Linked DNA regions of Mus musculus: region 2 is linked to region 1. The links are chromatin loops, found by intact Hi-C in ENCODE. Cell type or tissue: left cerebral cortex. All regions are shown on one strand. Each heading gives the region's core, and the rest is flanking DNA. Links, peaks and the distances in the headings are about the cores only. Region 1 holds the start of Gm15537 (a long non-coding RNA gene). Region 2 overlaps Slx4 (SLX4 structure-specific endonuclease subunit homolog (S. cerevisiae)).

Region 1 (9,542 bases), core at 1,098-9,097:
CATGATGTGAAACCCACAAAGAACCAATAAAAAGTTAAAAAAGAAAAACATATCTCCTTAGTATTTGGGGAGGAAACATCACTGAACTCCACTGTTAGGTCACATTCAGTAGAACTTTGTTGCTATCTATGGAAAAAGAAAAAACATTCCTCTTTTGTGAACCAGTGTCACTTGTACTTGGATCGAGGTGGAAGCTTCAGAATGAAAATGTGACTAGGCTCCAGACAGTGCAGGAGGAGAGGGGCGCTGCTGGGGGGGGGGGCCCAGAACTGTTAGACAAGTGCAAAGTCTTATGGCATTTGCAGATCCTAGCCATAGGTTCTGGAACTGTGCTACCTGATTTTACTCTGCAAGTACTTAAGCAGAATTTGGAACAAAACTAACATTGAGCAAGTTACAGTTTCTCTAGTGTTGGCTCCCATCCATCAAATGAGGTTTGTAAGAGGCTCTTATGTAACACCTTTTCTGTGTTAATTCCTTGGCCACAAGGGATAGACCTGCACTGACCAAAACAAATAGTGCAGAGAGCTCAGATACAGAGGCCATTTCTGAGATATCTGTGGGAAATCTGAAACCACAAATGTGAACCAGCTCTTCCCAGGGACAGAGATAAGAATATTACATGCGCAGGGCATAGTGCTGCATCCTGTATCTCAATGCTTAGGAGGCCGAAGCAGGAGTATCAGGTTGAAGGTCATCTTGAGGTACATTGTGAATTCAAGATCAGCTTAGCTACATGAATCAAACAAAAGGACTATTAGAGGCAATGCAGTTTGAGAGACAGATCCTGAAGAACAGATTGGGACAGGAAGTGTTTCCAGGGACCCTTCTCAGCACACTGTGGTTTGCAGTTCTAAGCAGCACTCACCCAAGCTTGCCCTTGGAGTTCTGAGAAACAGGCACGAGGAACTGGGTGACAGAAGGAGTTACATTACCTTGCATGAGCACCTCCATCGCTGTCCGAGGCTTAGACATCCGTCTGTCCTCCAACTCGCTGTCTGATTCATCATCCTCTTGGATGTCTATGTCTGAGTCATCATTGCCTAGCAGAAAGACCACAAGGCAGAGTAAGAGAGCAGGTCTTCCATTACAGTGTAACCTCTTCTGCCTCCTATGGCTCCAGTGCAAAATCATCTGCCTTTCTTAGTTCTCTTTTCATCCATTAGATTTTATGAGACTCCCTGGATTTATTCACAGGTACTTCGTGAAATGTTAATGTAGACAATAATATGCTGTATTTGCTTTGAGCAATTTTTCAAAGTGAAAAGAACATGGACCAGGTGTTTTCAAAGCATTATGACAGTCTGAAATTTTTACAAAATCGAGTAGCTGGCTGTCAAAGTGGAAGTCCTGGTTAACGGGGGAGAAATCCACTCTGTTCTTTGTCAGGCCATATTGCTAATTTAAGAGCCTTGATCCTAACAAAGATAGAAGTGGATGTGAAAGAACAAGGCGGGTGGGATGGAGGTGAGGGGAGAGCCAGGCCTGGGCTTCAGAGGAAGCTGTTCTGAGACAGCGCTGAAGTGACATTCTTACTGGGGAAAATTCTAGAATAAAGGCATACATACGTTGATGGGGTTGTGGCTCAGGGCTAACACATGTGCTTATTTATTTCATTATTTTTCCTGCAAAGCTCTGAGTCTAATCCCTAATACCACATACACAGACAATCAATACTTTTCTTCTAGAAAAAAAAAATTTTTTTTTTAAGTAAATTGTATCTATTCATTAGGGGAGGCATTCAGGCATACACTGCATAAAAGGCTATTTTTAGTGCCATCATTTTAAATATATTTATTTTAAATATATGACACACTGTTGCTTTCTTCAGACACACCAGAAGAGGGCATCAGATCCCATTACAGATGGTTGTGAGCCACCATGTGGTTGCTGGGAATTGAACTCAGGACTGCTGAGCCATCTCTCCAGTGCTCAATCTCCCAGAGTTGGAACTGAAAGCAGCTGTGGGCTACCTGATGTGGGTGCTGGAAACCTAACTAGGTTGTTCTAGAAGAGCAGCAGTGTTCTTAATCATGGAGTCATCATCTCCAGCCCCCAAATCACTCTATATACATTTTCTAAATACTTGTTCATTGTCTTTTGTGTCTGTAAGCTGAACATTTCCAAGACAGAACTAACAGAGACTATAACAGGAAGATAAAGCTCTCTGCCTAGTGCCTTACTGTACTCAGGGAGTGATGGTTTGGGAAGGAGGGTCTTGGAGGGGTTTGCAGTTGCTGGCCTGACACTGACTTAGAAGTCAGCCTAGAAATCCAGCAGTTGTTGGTCTTCCAAAAGGCTTTGCTTGGTACCTGCATGTGAAAGTAATGGCAAGGTAGCTGGATCCACCTGGATATTAAGGGAAGGTAACCTGCTTTCTAAGAGCTGTGTTCTTAGCTCAGGAGGAAAGCCTGGGCATTGCAGCAGTGTCACTGAGAACATCCTTCAAGACTACCAACACAGTTTGAAAACCACATCTTCTACAAGTCTATACAGAAAACAAATCCATATTAAAGTAATTTAACACCACTCATTTTAGTTTCCCTCCTACTCCATCCATAAAAATTACGATATTAAATGCTTACTCCACGCAACAGAGAGGCCACTGCATCAGTTGGTCTCTGCCTTGACTGACCTAGCACTAAATCAGCAGGAGCCTGCTTTGCTACAGACTCGGTTCAGGTTTTCTAAAGGATTCCCAGAAGTCCCTGCTCTTCCTAGACTCTCTGAGAACAGGTACAACAGGAAACAGATACAGGGAACAGGCAGGTTGGAGAAAAGCTGGGTGCCCAGGTATATTGTTCTGACCACAAGAATAAAGACATTTCATCAAGAGAACAGAACTGAGCAAGAGAAGCGAGTCAGTGCAACAGAACTGCTGTAGCAGGAAGAACACACACTGCCATTGTTCCTTCTGTGGAACTGTTGCCCTGGTGTCATCCTGGTGAGCAATGCTGGCTCATTACGGAGAAGACTCCCTCTCAGAGTCGAGGCCTCATGTTTAGTACACTCTTCTACAGGTTAGGGCCTTGGTAAGCACTCCTGGATGACTATGGTTGGGATTTGCAAACAGGCAAGTGAGGTCTTTCACTGACACTGCATGCAACAGCACCCTTTCAGCCTGCCCTAAAATATGGGACCATTCACACTAGTAGGCATAATTTTCATTCATAACTATTTATTACATAGAGTTCAAGCTAACTGTAGCATTTAAACAAACACAAATGTCATGAGTATCATAAGAAATGAATATTAAAGCCAGGGGTGGTGGCACACGCCTTTAATCCCAGCACTTGGGAGGCAGAGGCAGGCGGATTTCTGAGTTCGAGGCCAGCCTGGTCTACAAAGTGAGTTCCAGGACAGCCAGGGCTATACAGGGAAACCCTGTCTCGAAAAACCAAAAAGAAAAAAAAAAAAAAAAAGAAAAGAAAAGAAAAAGAAATGAATATTAGCTAGATGCTGTATAACTGGAAGCAAACTTTATTATCATTGAAAATAGATTCTTCTCTCATACACTCCATCGCAACCAATTTCCCTTCCCTCCATTTCTCCTAGCTCCTATTACCTTCCCTGTGCTCTAGATCCATTCCCACTGTTTCCTCTTCAGAAAGGAGCAGGCCTCTAAGAGAGGACAGCCAAACAGGACAAAACAAGATTCAGTAAAACAAAGCAAAAGCCCTTAGACTGGGGCTGGACAAGGCAACTCAATAGGGGGAAAAGAGTCTCAAGAGTAGACAAAGAGTCTTAGGTAGACCTTTTACCACGATTAGGGGTCCAAGCTAACAGCCATCCATACACATAGAAGACCTCTGCAGACCCATGCAGGCCCTGTGCTTACCATCACAGTCTTTATGAGAAGCAAGCTGTCTGAGTAAATTCAAATGTCACTTAATATAAATCTGTGAGAAAATTGCCATCTGAAAATATTCTAGTCAACAATGACAGATATCATCTATTGTTCTTACCACAATTAAAAATGAGAGAAAAGAGTTTAATAAAAATAAATATCGAAACGCTGACACCATTGCATACACTAGCAAGATTTTGCTGAAATGATCCAGAGAGAGCTGTCTCTTGTGAGTGTATGCCAGGGCCTAGCAAACACAGAAGTGGATGCTCACAGTCAGCTATTGGATGGATCATAGGACCCCCAATGGAGGAGCTAGAGAAAGTACCCAAGGAGCTAAAGGGATCTGCAATCCTATAGGTGGAACAACAATAAGAAGTAACCAATACCCGGAGCTCATGTCTCTAGCTGCATATGTATGAGAAGATGGCCTAGTCGGCCATTAGTGGAAAGAGAGGCCCATTGGTCGTGCAAACTTTATATGCCTCAGTACAGGGGAACGCCAGGGCCAAGAAGTGGGAGTGGGTGGGTAGGGGAGTGTGTTGGGGACTTTTGGGATAGCATTGGAAATGTAAATGAAATAAATACCCAATAAAAAAAACAAAAAACAAAAAACCCTAAAAAACAAACAAACAAAATAAAACAAAAAAACCCTGTAAGTAACTCTGCTAGAGAAATGTACATAACTCATTGTGTGCCTGTCCTGCAAAGCTGATAGCCCGAGTTGATCTCAGGAACTCGTGTAAACATGGAAGGAGAGAGGACCAACTACAAAGTTGTCTTCTGACTTTGACGTCTGAATCACGACACACTCACACCACCACTTGCACACTTGGCATGTGTGCACATGCGTGTCCAGCAAACACACACATTCTCGAGTGTGTGCGGGCGTGCGGGCGTGCGTGCGTGCGTGCGTACTCTGAATGAAAATCTTAAACACTTAAGTAACTTCACAGCTGAAAGCACTAGTCAGGCAGGGCAGGGCCTTACTTCCACTCTTGAGCAGTCGCTTCTCTTCTTCCTTTAACTTATTTTGCATCAGACGGAGAGTATTTTCAGCTTCCTGTGGAGGAAAGAAACAGACTCAGAATAATGAACTTTTGTGGATGATCTGATTCTTCACCACTGTGTGAATACTGAAGGGCTTGTCATATCAAGCAAAAAACCCACGACAAAACAAAAGAAAACAAGGAAGTTGTTTATGGGAAAATGGCTCAGTGGTTTGGGTCACTGGCTGCTCTTCCAGAGGATCCTGGTTCAATTCCTTGTATCCACATGGTAGCTCACAACCATCTAAACACCAATTCAGGAGGTCTGATGCCCAGTTTTGGCCTCTGAGGGCACTGCATGCACACGGCACACAGACATAGTTTCAGGCAAAATACAAGTATACAAAATAGACATGTATATATCTTTTCAAAAAGTTAAAGAGAATTTGCTTGAGCAACCTATGAGGTCCCTAAACCCGTGCTCTTCCTCTTTCCAGCAGCCTGTGGGAGTGGCCTAGAAAGTTGATGCTCTGGCTTCATACCCTCCTCCCGCTCCACACCACTCGAAAGGAAATGAGGGACACAAGAGAAGCCCAGCATGTGTGCTGCAAGGACAGTGGACACAGGAAATGTGTGCAGACAGCCACAGCTCTCAGGCTCACAACAAAAGAAAGCAGAAGTGTTTCTTTGTTTCTGCCATTCTGCTTCACCACTCCAGTGTAGGACGGTAAGAGAAAGGAGGAGATCGCCGGGTGGTGGTAGCGCACACCTTTAATCCCAGCACTTGGGAGGCAGAGGCAGGTGGATTTCTGAGTTTGAGGCCAGCCTGATCTACAAAGTGAGTTCCAGGACAGCCAGGGCTATACAGAGAAACCCTGTCTCAAAAAACAAAAACAAAACAAAACAAAACAAAAAAAAAAAAAAAAAAAAAAGAGAAAGGAGGAGATCCTGATCACAGTGCCTGGTGTAGAACCAGAAGGGGGTAGTATGGCAGGAGTGTTGGCAAATGGAGCCCTGATTAAGCTGGGCATGGTGGTATGTATCTTATCATCTCTGCATGTAGGAAGCTGAAGCTAGAGGCTGGTCTGGATACCATTGTGAGACACTGGCCCTCTCACTCCCTAAAATAAACAGGAAACAGCCCTGACTATTGTCAAGAAGCTGCAGTGAGGTCTGGGGAGGTGTCAGGTGTTTGCTGCTCAGTCACTAGTGCACATGCAAACGCTGAGGACACATGCAGCTCTCTGTCATCTCTGCAGGGGTGACCAGGCCAAGGACTTACTTCAAACCTCTCCTGCTCCATCCTGTGGTGATCCTCAAGCTGCTGCTCCAGGTAAGCCAGGTTCCGGAACTTCTCTAGATAGACGTCATACTGCTTCTGCAGGTCTTCCTCAACCTTCTCATATTCATCCATAAAGGCCGGCCTAGAGTGAGCAGATGGCATAGAAAGGTGAAGCCAGTCAGTGTGCAGGCGTTTGATTTATATTTAAGACTCCCAACTTCCATCATAATGAATTTCTCCCAAATACATCATGAAACCTCTAATTACACAAGGTCTTCACTCTGAAAACTGCTTAAAAATAATTCACCTCTACCTGTCTCTACCCACCAAAAGAACATAGTTTTGGTTTTTGTTTGTTTGTTTCCCCCCCCCCCCCCAATATATAATAAGTCTTTTATTGTCCAAAGAGCCCAACTCATACTTGTAGTCAGGATGTTGTTTCTGGAGCTAGGTCCTTGGGTCTCACTTGTCAGCCTGCTTCATGGTTCCCTTTTCAGACACGTAGATGCCATCCTAAAACTCTGAGATCCTTGTTTTTAAGTGTATGGCTTGCCGAATCAGAGCCAATGAATTTGAAACAAGTTCAATATCATCTCCTTCAAGGATCAATTCATTCCTCTGGGCTCGAGAGACAGAACAAGCAACACCTGTCCTTACCAGAACCCTGTGGATGGATTTTTCACCCAAGAAGTTTCAGATTTCCACCACAGAAACATTCTCCTGGATAACGACATTGCTGAGGACGTGAGCCTACACAAACCTCATCTTGTGACAAGAGCCCAGCGCGACATCCTTGATCGAGTTCTGAGCATGACTGCACATGCTTCTGACAGTGGCCAGCCAGGTCCTCTGTTACCCCACCATTTGTCAACCCAGAGCCTCTCTTTGTTTTCAAGGAGACTCAGCTCTATATCAATGTGATTGAAGTCCCTCTGCAGTGTCCCCCTGGGGCCCTTCACACTGATTGTGAACCCCTTCAGAGTGATGCTGACATTTTAATGTTGACAGTCTGAGAATTGTCTTCATTCTCACAGTAGATGGGACAAAAAGTGAACATGTATTCTTTATAAATCACTGAAAAAAAAACACTGAAAGTAGGAGAATTAAGTGAAAAATTCCGTATAAATCACCAACAACATCCACCGAACATAGCCTACATACTCCCAGAATTTTTTTTTAGAACAACTCAGCAAAATAAAATTCTGGTTTATTGTTGGACATTGTTTCACACATACATCAAACAGGCCAAACCAAAACCAAAACCAAAACAACAACAAAAAACCCCCAGCAACTTCATAGACAAAAAAAAAAAAAAAAAAGAAAAAAACCTTTTTATCTTTGGCCTTTTTAACCATCTCATACAAACCAACTACTTATAGTACAGTACGCTAGTTACATACGTAAAAAAGTTACTGGAATGGTCAAAATAAGATTTTTTTTTTGTTGTTGTTGTTTTTGCTTTTTTTACAAGTTTTTTTTCTCCTTTGAGATTTGAATGAACATGGTCACACCCCACGTGAAGTCTGAAGTAGGACAGAAAATGCTCTGAAGGCTGGTTTGTTCACCTGTTATCTTTAAAAATGGCAGACCCCTAACAATATGTACAAAAATATAAAATGTAAATAAAAAATGCAAACAAATTTTCCTTTTAAAGTATTTTTAAGAAAACAAGCAGGGCCTGGAAAGTTCTGGTTTCTTTTTGCCACTCATGTTGCCAATTCATGTTGTAGTTTTGGTGGGGTGGTGGAGAGAGCATGTCATTTGTGGGTGGCACGCCCCGCTGAGGGCGGGTGGGCGGGGCCTGCTTCTTGACCACGTTTAAGTTCTGAGATGGGAAGTGGAGGTGACTAGGTCACGGTGCAGTGTGTAAGGTTACTTTTCCTTTTGCTGTCTAGTCATCCTCTTCGGTCTTCTGCTTCTGGTGTCGACATCGTCATCCTCCTCATCCTCCGCTATCCGCTTGCCTGTAGGAGCCTCAGCTTCCTCACCTTCATCTCCATCTTCTTCCTCACCCATACCTTCTTCCTCCTCCTCCTCTTCCTCCCCACCTTCTTCCTCTTCTTCATCTACCTCATTGTCAGCCTCCTGCTTGACATTTTCTTCATTTTGACTGTTCCATTCCCTGCCTCCTCCACAACTTTTTTCTTCTCCTTCAAGTCCTCGGTGCTGATCTTGGAGCTGGTGTCCACTGCCCAGTCTGACATGGTGGGGCACGTGGGTGGTCCGATGCTTCGAGTGAGGAATTAGTTGAGTTCGAGGACTCAGGCGAGAAAGCTGTCTGCTGGAGTCCGTGTTGGAGGCGGTGGGCGGTGAAGGTGGCTGTAGTGAGCGGGAGCATGGCCCGGGAACAATGCAAAGATGGCTTTTCAGAGCAGCCAGTGGGGGCCAGATTTTTTTTTTAGTAGGGTCTAGTGCAGCCTAGACTGTCCTTGGTGAATTCCTGACCAGCCCCCTGAGTGCTGGGTTTCATATGTGTGCCATCATGCTAATCCCCTAAATATAGGTACAGATAGAAATAAGTGTGTACGTGTATATTTCTTTTAAAGATTTATTTATTTATTTTATTTATATAAGTACACCAGAAGAGGGCACGGGATCCCCATTACAGATGGTTGTGAGCCACCATGTGGTTGCTGGGAATTGAACTCAGAACCTCTGGAAGAGCCATCTCTCAAGCTTGTATGTGTATTTTTTTGAGACAGAGTATTATTATGCAGCCCTGATTGGTCTAGAACTCACTATGTAGGCCAAGCTGGCCTTGAACTCAAAGATTTGTCTACCTCTGTCTTCCAAGTACTGTATTAAAGGTGTATATCAGTATATCCAACCAAGAATGTATATTTTTAATAAAAATTAAATCACGTGGGACACACTGTGATACACTACAGCTTCCGTAATAAGATTTTTAAAAATGCTATCTTAATTTCCTTTCTTTGAGGGGGAGGTTGCAAGGTGAAGGTGGATATGAAGGGATGGGTGAGTAGCTTGGGATGTATGTGAAAGTCAGAAAGAACTTGTTACTACAAGTTAAGAAAAATTAAATCTATTAGCACATAATTCTGTGGATTTCACTTCAATGAATCACAGCCTCCCATAGGGTTAACATAGTGTTAACATATGTTCACTGAAATATTAGTTCTGGCTTCTGAGATGCTTGTCCATGGCATCAAGAGACCACATGTCAAAATACGGAATGCTTCACAAATCTGCATGACACCCCCACAGGCCCACACCACTCTGTCATTCCAGTCGTAGTGTATGTGCTGGTAAGCAAGCACCTGAGACAGTTTTTAAAATGACACAAGGAGTTGGGAATGTGGTATTTGAATGAGAACAGAGACACAGCCTCATAGATTTGAATGCTTGTCCCTCAGTTTGTGAGAGTATTTGGGAAGGATTAGGAGGTGTGGCCTAGTTGGAGAAG
Region 2 (9,542 bases), core at 764-8,763, 60 kb before region 1:
CAGAGGTGGATGGCAGCCCTCAGGTACCCAGGTAAGACAATGAAGGGGACCACAGAATGGTGTTTCCACTCCAGTTAGGCATTCCTTAGACAGTTCTTAAGGAGTTGGCAAGAACAAGCTCTCTGGGATTCTGACATGAGACATTCCAGGAAATTGGACGCAGTCGAGAAAGGATTTAGGAGCACGAGGAGTCTGCATGCAGATGGGGCCATCCATGCAGAGAGTTGCTATGCTTCCTTGAATCCTTTCTGAGATGTTGCCAGTCCATAATCCTGCAGTGGCCGCTCTAGCACATCCAAGAACTTGGTATTTGCTTTACTTTGTGTCTTAGCTGTGCATTGTGTTTCCACTTTAGAGTAGCTTCATTTTCATGCTATTAATGTCAGATTGTTGAGCACAGTTGAAAGAATTGACTAAGCAGAACTATATAGGAGTGTATATTATTGTCTGAGAATCTTGTACAATGGTTTTTTCCTTCATATTCATCCTCCTTCCTCCCAAGAATGTATTTTTGTTTTTTTGGTTTTTTTGGTTTTTTGTTTTTTTGAGAAGGGTTTCTCTGTGTAGCCCTGGCTATCCTGGAACTCACTCTGTAGACCAGGCTGGCCTCGAATTCAGAAATCCACCTGCCTCTGCCTCCCAAAAAGTGCTGGGATTAAAGGCGAGTGCCACCACTGCCCGGCCAAGAATGTATTTTTTCATTTGCACAAATTAATGCCTGTATATTAAACTAGGAGGCTCCCCTAAGAGCTGGGAAGTGGTCCTCAGCATGCAGATGCCAGGTGGGCAAGCAGCAGAGGGTCAGCTCTGTTCACTGTCCCTGATCTGAGAACAACTAAGTTGACTCCAGCTTTCAGGGAGCAAAGTTAACAGCAGCAGCAGCAGCAGACGTGTGTGCTAACCACTACCTGCACATGGGTTCTAAGCCACTGGGCTGAGCCGTAGCTGTGGTCACAGAGGGCAGAGGAGGTTCTTCAAGCCAGGGAGTCTGTGTATACTTAAGACGTCTGTGTATACGTAACACTGTAGGGCAGGGCAGGAAGCCTAAGGCCTTCAAATAGACATTTAGTCTATTGCTTGTCTCACAGATGAAGCATGTATACCTTAAAAATACCTCCAAAGATGGTGGGGAGAGAGTCCCATAAGGAAAGGACTTTGAATTTTCTCTCAGTGGGCTTTAAACATTCCTCTACTAAGACCACACCTTGGCATTTGGGCTTCGGGATATTGAGGATTTCCTGGGCAGAGCACACATGCCAACCTGACTTGAGTGCCTCCTTGCCCGCCTTCTCCTTACTTACTTACTTACCTGCTTGCTTCCTCACTGCCCAAGTCTTGCCATGGCTCATCACACATGGCTCCTGGCTACTGACAGCTCCCTGCCTGTATTACTCAGGGTTTTCTAGAGTCACAGAACTTATGGATAGTCTCTATATAGTAAAGGAATTTACTAATGACTTAGAGTCTACAGCCCAATTCCCAACAATGGTTCAGTAGTAGCTGTGAATGGAAGTCTAAGGATCTAGCAGTTACTCAGTCCCACACGGCAAGCAGGCGAAGGAGCAAGAGCTAGACTCCCTTCTTCCAATGTCCTTATATTGTCTCCAGCAGAAGGTGTAGCCCAGATTAAAGGTGTGTTCCACCACACCTTTAATCCCAGATGAAAAGTGTAGCCCAAATTAAAGGTGTGCTTTACCACACCTTTAATCCTAGATGACCTTGAACTCGGAGATTTAATCATCTGGAATCCATAGCCACTATGCCTCAAGATCTCCATACCAAGATCCAGATCAGAAACTTCTATCTCCCAGCCTCCAGATAAGGGTCACTGGTGAGCCTTCCAATTCTGGATTGTAGTTCATTCAAATATAGTCAAGTTGACAACCAGGAATAGCCACTACACCGCCCCCTCCCCCATACAGTTAGCTGAGGGATTGTTTACATCTTCAAAAGTGACACAAAAATATCTCCAACTTTCCCTGTCTTGAAGGGGAGTGTGAGCTTTTGTAGAAGCCTGAATTAAGACAACAGCTGCAGGGCAGGCTCTCAGAATTGCTTCCTACCACGCATCTATTTGTCCAGCTGCTGGGACTAACTCAGAAAATAGATTTCTTTCTTGCCAGAGAGCCCTTTACGTACACCTCTGTAAGGCAGTGGCAGGCCAGCTTAGGGAGGCTGGTTGGTGGTAACAGAGTCTGGGAGACCTTGTCTTTCAGCCTTATATAGAGGTGCTGCTGTAGTCCTCCTAGAGGAGGGAGAGGATCCTTTGTGGCCAGGACTGCCTTGTAGTGGTTAGGGGTGGTTCTGAAGTTTCAGTGGGCAGAACTCGTTGGCTACAGAGAGCCTACTTGGAGCTATAGACTACTAGGGTTTGGCCACATCTAGGTATACAGGTTCCACCGATGGCAAGAAAGCACCTAGGCCCTCTGGTGTCTGCCTTGTGCTAGATTTCTAGGTTTGGATTGAGCTCACAAGGAATCAGGTCAGCACAGGGAAAGCCCAGGCAACTGTTGGTTCATTGCAATGGTTCTCTCCCTCTTGTTTCTTGCAAGATTTCTATCAAGAGAGGCCCAAATTCAGAGGCACTCACTGACCTTTCTCTATGGCTACCCTTTAGTTTCAGCAACAACGTTGGAGGTTTGAAACGGAAAGGAGTCACCACCAAAAGGGAGCCAAGGAGGAGGAAAGTCAATAAGCCTGAGGCTCCGTCTGAAGATCTGTTGGTGGCCATGGCTCTGTCTCGCTCTGAGGTGGAGCACTGTCCAGTTGTGCCCCCGCTCAGACTGGAAAATGCTTTTTCTGAGAAGATAAGGCTAGGAGCAGGTACATGTGGCTGAAGCCAGGGCCTGGGGAGGGCTTGGTGGCCAGTGCTGTCTGAGAGTTACCATGGCCACTCCTGGGATAAGCGGTCAGAGCCATTTCTGACTGAGTCACTTCTGTTTATCTCTAGAGAAGAAAAGTCGCAAGAAGAGACCCCCGGTGTGTCCCCCACAGTTGGTAACCCAAGACTCTGAGACCACAGGTAGACAGATTGAAGATCGTGTTGCCCAGCTTCTGTCAGAGGAAGCAGAACTATCTTGCACCCCACCACTTCTTGCCAGCAAGATTTCTAAGGAAGAATTGGAACCTGCAGGCTGGCGAGCACGGCTGCCTGAAGGGAAGCGGAACTTTCTGTGGGAACTCAGCGCTCTCACAGGAGCCTGGGCTGAGGAGTCCTTCTACACAGTGGGACTGTTTCCTCCAATTGTGTCCCAATGCCCTTCCAAGGTGAACCCTGCTCCTTAAAGTACATAAGTGGATGGGCTTTGGGTAATCTAGAAATGCAAGCAGATACCAGGGCTGAGTAAGGAGTCTAGTGAGTGGGACATGGAGGAAGCAACAGAGGCACATTATGCACCGCATTGTCTCTGTGGCAACTTAGTAGCACTTCTAAGAAAATGACTTTGGTCCCCAACTCAACACAGTCCTCATTTAAAATGCAAAGTCCAGGCTTAGCCGACCCTGCATAGATCCTAAATTCTGTCTGAGATAGAGCCTTGGAACCTGCATCCTGCATACAAACTACATACAACTGCTAGATGTAAGTTGATATTCACCTAAATGGGCGACTGATTCCAGGGGACCCTTCTGATAACTGGCCCTCCTGTACACTTGAGGGCATCAGGTAGACCTGAGCTATAACAGAAGCTGCCAACACAGTTTCCCAGGCTGCTCCTGGTTGTGAGCTTAGCCCTGTCCTAGCTGTGCATGTGTAGGATGGTTTGGGAGATTATGTGTCGGTGACAATAACCACCCAGTCACTAGCTATTCAACTTCTTTCAGGAACCCCAGCTACCATTGGAGCTGCCCAAGCAAGGAGAGCCGAGTCCACGGCGGCCACCTGCTTCCCAGAGCAGCCTTCCTGTGAGCCACAGCCCCAAGATCCGGCTGCTGTCCTCCAGCCAGAGGGAGCGTCAAGCCCTTCAGGACCTTGTGGACTTGGCAGTGGAAGGGCTGAGCTCTAGCCCACAGCCCGGGAGTCGGGGCGTACCCACAGGTGGGACACTGGGCAGGTTGTTGGGCCTGCCCCGTGGAATCTGAGGCCAGTGACACTAGAGCATGGTCCGCTGGGAGGCTCTGCTCTCCGTTCAGTGGAGAGTGTGCTAAGGCACTTTTATACTTTGCCTCAGGGATGAAGATGATGCAGAACATTTGAGTCTTAACGATTTCACATTCCTAAAGTTAGCCCAGGACAGAGCTTCCTAGGCTAATCTGGCTGTTTTATAATCCTCCTACTTCCCTGTGATGGAGATGGGTAAAAACAATTGGGGGAGAGTTGCTTTAAGTAAAGATGTCCTTAAATAACATGTGTACAGCCAAACCTAGGTTCATCCTGCCTGCTTGGGAGATGATATCCTTTTGATCTACAAATCCTTCTCTTAGGGTTGGACCTGGTACCTAGCAGCCTTCCGCTGACGGGGTTTGTCCTTCCATGTAAGAAGACCCTGAAGAAGGATGACAGTGCCTCAGTAAGTACAAAGGCTGCTGGGCCACAGTGACTTGGTGGCTCTGCCCTGGCTCTGTGGTGTTTGTCAGATGTATACTTTGACACACGTGATGGAGCTGAGAGCCCCAGGACGTCTGTCTCTTTTCTTGGGTCATTGCCACAACGTCTTCTGCCATTGCTGTGCCTGGATAATTTAGGTTTTCTCAGTACTCAGTACTCAGAGCCTCTCCAAGTGACTGCCTCATCCAGGCTTCTGGGTTTTTGGGTTGTTTTGTTTTTTGTTTTTTGTTTTTTTTCAAGACAGGTTTTTCTAAGTAGCTCTGGCTGTCCTGGAGCTCACTTTGTAGACCAGACTGGCCTTGAACTCAGAAATCCACCTGCCTCCATCTTCCAAGTGCTGGGATTAAAGGTGTGTGCCACCACAGCCTGGCTGTTTTTTGTTATTTTTAAAGATTTATTTATTTTATTTATATGAGTACATTTTAACTGTCTTCAGACACACCAGAAGAGGGCATCGGATCCCATTACAGATGGTTGTGAGCCACCATGTGTTTGCTGGGAATTGATCTCAGGACCTTTGGAAGATCAGCCAGCGCTCTTACCTACTCTGTTTTGCGTACTTGTTTCTTAGTGATTTTCTTCACTCACTAAGGACTCACTGTGCCCCTTCTGTGTGTGGATTATGGGGTGAGCTCTAGCTACCAATCTAGTGTACTGTGTGACCTTGAAAGATGGGTATTTCATAAAGTTGGTGTATTTCCATAAGGACCCTCTTATGCAAAGGGCCATTTGGTGATGTTCTTGCATGTAGCTTAGAAGTACTGGGTTCCTGAACATCTCAGGCTCCAAGTCCTGTGCATGCAGAGTGTAGGAGGTGGGAGGGTGTCTTTATCCACCACTGTCCCTCTCTGTAGGCCGGGGGATACACTGTAAGAGAGAACCTGGGAAAGGAAATAGCATTTGCCATTCTGGCTCGATGATTGATGTCTTCAATGTAACCCAGAGGTATAACCTTGTGCCTCTGTGTACATCCTGGAAAGGAAAGCTTAGTCCTGGCTCTTGGTCTGCCCAGTCATGAGAAGTTAGCAAAGTGTTGGAGGGAGCTCACAAATCTCTTCCTCCTCCTCTTACAGCTCTCTCTTGGGTTATTGGTGACAGACTTTGGGGCCATGGTCAATAATCCACACCTGAGTGATGTCCAGTTCCAGCTTGACAGTGGAGAGGTGCTTTATGCACACAAGTTTGTTCTTTATGCGAGATGCCCACTTCTTATTCAGTATGTAAGTACGCAGGCCTGGGAGCCCACCACCTCCCCTCCCTCTCCCTTTGCTTTTCCCTCCCTCCATTTGTATTTGCATCACTGTGAGACTCCTGATCACCCTCTCTCTGTATTGGAGCATCACATTCTTGCTTCAGTCTCACATTATAGGCTTGAGCCACCACACAGGAATCCAGCACACTGCTTGATCTGCGTCAGGAAGTCCCAGACACAAGAGTGTCTGATCTTTTAGTACTGCAGGGTGATATTATCATCTGCAAATGTATTGGGCCATATTCATGTCTATCTTGCACTCGTGTGCAACTAAACTTTTTATCTACTTTGTGGGTTCTTTCTTCCACCCACCTAACACTGGGTAGGAGAGAAAAAAGGGTAGAGGGGAAAAGGGGTGACAATATCGTTAGTCTACTTCCTACTGATTGAGGCAAGTTTGATCTTCTCTGTCAGCATGTCTCATTTCTTCTTTCCATATCTTCACACATGACTATCTGACAAACCACAACCACCAGCCGGCCAGCCCCTTGTATTGTGGCTCTAGCATTTATAGATCCTCTAAAAAGTCCTCAGCACTCCAAACGCCACTGCAGAACACAAGGCAAATCACAGCCAGCTGCTGTGGACAGTCTGAAGCAGCCCCACATCCCACAGCTGGGATTAAAACAAAAACATCCTTATATTTCTGTGTTTTAAAGAAACCAAAATTCTCACTATACTCATGCAATCCATAGACCCAAGTCAGATATGCTTAGAGTCCATGATACCTCTGTCAGGTGGAAGCTGACCTTAAACATCCATCCAGACTACAGAAACTGGCCAAGACTGCTTCCTACCCCTCAGGTAGGATCTCAGGCTGTCAGAGGCTAAAGCCAGACTCTTGTTTCTCCACCTTCAGGTAAGCACTGAAAGCTTTTCTTCTGAAGAGGACGGGGATCTGACCCAGCGTGCTCTGCTGAGTGATGTGAGCTCGGAGGCCGCCCATGCATTTCTGAACTACCTCTACATGGCAGACACTGACATGCCTCCCAGCCTGGTTCCGGATCTGCGTTCCCTGGCCCTAAGGTGGGATTGTACTTTCCATCCACTCCACAGCCTTTAGAGCTGGTGACATGGACTGGGAGATTGGTATCTCAAGTCAGGTTGTGCTGCCTAAAGGCCAGGGCTAAGCCCGCCAAAACTTCTTTATATTTTTTAGTCCCAGATTTATACCAGCAGCCCTGAATGGTATGTGGTAGTTGGCTAGAATGGTTGCTTGCAGAGTGCTGAGAGCTGGGTGGGGGGTTATACTTGGCATGGTGGGATGGTAGCCCATGGCTTCAGTGCCCTGAGACAGACACCTAATGCAGCCCCTCGACTGCCCCCCTCCCCCAAGAGCTACCCTACATCAGGTTCCCAGGATGTGTGCATCCTTGTGCCTCTTTGAAAAGCTCAGTGATGGTGACTTGTGATACACCAACTGGGTTTCAGAGCCTTCTGATAGGTGGTCAGCCGGGCCTGCCAACAGTTTTTTCTGCTGTTGTTTTTCTCAGGTACAGTGTCTTGAGGGACTCTCAGGGCAGCATGTGCTGCCTGGTTTTGTAGCCCTACCTGCTCCTGTGATTGCCAGCTGAGTCTGACGCACCTTCAGTCTATTAGCACCAAAGTTAAAGCACCATGGGTGCTGGCCAGAGTGATGACCAAGTACATTCTGGGACAAGGGGAAAGGCCACAGGGGATATCCCTGTTCCTCTTCCTGAGCTCTGCTCTGGCCACCTGTCCCCAGTGTAAGCAGTGATGACCCATGTCTCCCTCCCAGCGCAGGTTTGGTGTGAGTGACCTTGTTCAGCTGTGTGAACAAGTGCCCGCCGTGGTGGACTTAGAGGGAGAACAGCCAGAAGAGACCAGTGAGGACTGTGAAAGCCGAGCAGAGACTTTCCTGGAACTCCTGAGGTCGGTGTGGGTAGACAATGAGGAGGAAGTGGAGACTCTGCTGAAACCTGAGCTCTGTGAAGAAGAGAGAGAAAGAGTGAATGAAGCAGAAATGGAAGAGATATATGAATTTGCTGCTACGCAGAGGAAGCTTCTCCAGTGGGGGAGAGCAGCAGACCCAGATGGGAGCACTAACCCGCATGGGGAAGACGGTGCAGTTTCTGAGCCTTCCCTGGCAGGTGTCCAGAGTAACAGACAGCTAGAAAATACAGAGCACATGGAGTCATCTGGGTTAGAAAAAGAAGAGGCACTAGCCAGCTGGGAACAAGAAGGACATTCCACTCCACTGCAGGACCAGTGCCCAGACTGGGCAGGGAAAGCAGAGGCCCAGGATGCATTGGGGGAGGCAACTGACGACCCCAGCTTCTGCAGCCGCCACAGGAGGGGGAAAGAGTGCTTGCCTTTGCACCCAAACAAGGCCCATGGCTGCAAACAGCCCCTTCCATCAAATCCAAGAGTGTCATCTGAACTGTCACAAATAACAGTTGATCATGAAGAGCAGAGTGACCATGTCAGGGAGACGCAGGCAGACATGGCCCAGGCACCTACTCCACACTCCTGCAGCCTTGTGTCACAGTCTTCTGTGGATGGAAGTCCCAGCCAGTCATGGCTTCACCTATACCACACAAGTCATTTGTCCCCCTCAGTGTCCCAGTCACACAGTAGCATTTCCAGGGTGGCATCCCCAAGATCACTGTCTCCAACTACACCAACTAAGCAGAGGAGGGGCAGTAACATTGTCACATTACGGAAAGATGCTGGCCACCACAGAGGCCAACAAAGTAGCCCCATAGCGGGACACAGAAATAGGGGCATCCTGATTTCCCCAGCAAAGTCTCCACCCATTGACCTCACACAGTCAGTACCCGAGCCCCTGAGCCCCAGGGCCCAGGATCCTCTGCATTTCGTGAAAAAGGAGGATGAGGTCATCCTGTTACTGGACTCAGATGAGGAGCTGGAGCACACCAAGACAGAGTCAGTTTCTAAAGATTCCCCAGAAGGAAGGAAAGTTCCAGAATTTAGCCCCAGGTCCTCTGAACTGTTTTCAGTCATTGATGTTGAAGAAGATCATGAACATTTCCAAAGCCCACTGAAGAGAGAGGCCGGGCTACAGCACGGGGAGGAAGGACAGCTGGGAAACCAGTCTGCGCTGGGCTGCAGAGACATCCCCTGGCTGCTCTGCAGCCAGAAAACCAGCCTGGATGAGGACAGTGCTACAGACACCTCTTGGCTGGTGCCTGCCACTCCAGGGGTCAGCAGGAGTCGTGATTGCTCATCACAGACCCAAATCAAAAGCCTTAAGACCAGGATTCCGTCAGATGAGACTGCTCAGCAAACACCTAGACCTAACTTAGAACGCAGGACCATGCTGGAAACAGCCCAGCAGTTCTCTGTGATCATGCCACACACACAGCCTATTACTCTAGGAGCCTTTGACAGCGGAAGACAGGCCTACAGAAGCCCTTCCCATCCCTACCCCAGGCACCACAGACTCTCTTCTTCACAGCCATCATGTCCTGGCCCTGATTTTACCAGGTGGTCCCAGAAATCTTCCGCACCTAGACCATGCCTGCCAAATCTGCCTGCAGCTGATGATGTGGTAGAAGTTGGGGACAGTGATGATGAGGTGGCTTCCCATCAAGGAAACAGCAGCCCCGTGCTAGATGGTGACCCCCCAGGTCCCATGGGTGACTACTGTTGGAATGAGCCTCTCTCACCAATTCCAATTGACCACTTGAATCTGGAGCGGACCGGCCCCCTGACCACAAGCAGTCCCAGCAGTCAGGTCCTGGAGGCTTTGCACAGTGATGA

Evidence for each region. A loop is a pair of places that touch in the nucleus more often than their neighbours do. Peaks named below come from ENCODE experiments on the same cell type or tissue, not always from the same donor. Only the 100,000 strongest peaks of a DNase experiment are listed, where the experiment ranks them.
Region 2: a loop joins it to region 1, with 2.4 times the contacts of the local background. A loop is called at or near these places in 4 of 42 quality-filtered maps.

Annotation. Positions count from the first base shown.
Region 1 is chr16:3,925,208-3,934,749 of GRCm38, reverse strand. It overlaps Cluap1 (clusterin associated protein 1), which reads right to left. Exons shown (of 12, transcript NM_029738.2): 8 at 6,119-6,260; 9 at 4,838-4,910; 10 at 936-1,043. It overlaps Gm15537 (a long non-coding RNA gene), which reads left to right and starts at 5,338. Exons shown (of 2, transcript XR_003951938.1): 1 at 5,338-5,563; 2 at 6,096-7,368. It also overlaps the pseudogene Gm15539. In left cerebral cortex, for the core only: a CTCF peak has its summit at 1,850 (motif pointing right); a DNase peak (open chromatin) is centred at 5,392.
Region 2 is chr16:3,985,197-3,994,738 of GRCm38, reverse strand. Slx4 (SLX4 structure-specific endonuclease subunit homolog (S. cerevisiae)) reads left to right here. Exons shown (of 15, transcript NM_177472.5): 4 at 1-31; 5 at 2,618-2,823; 6 at 2,951-3,267; 7 at 3,823-4,036; 8 at 4,423-4,508; 9 at 5,620-5,766; 10 at 6,658-6,824; 11 at 7,563-9,542. Among named protein-coding and RNA genes, the nearest start is that of Slx4, 12 kb to the left of the region's middle. In left cerebral cortex, for the core only: no CTCF peak of the experiment used is centred there; DNase peaks (open chromatin) are centred at 1,939, 4,265 and 7,818.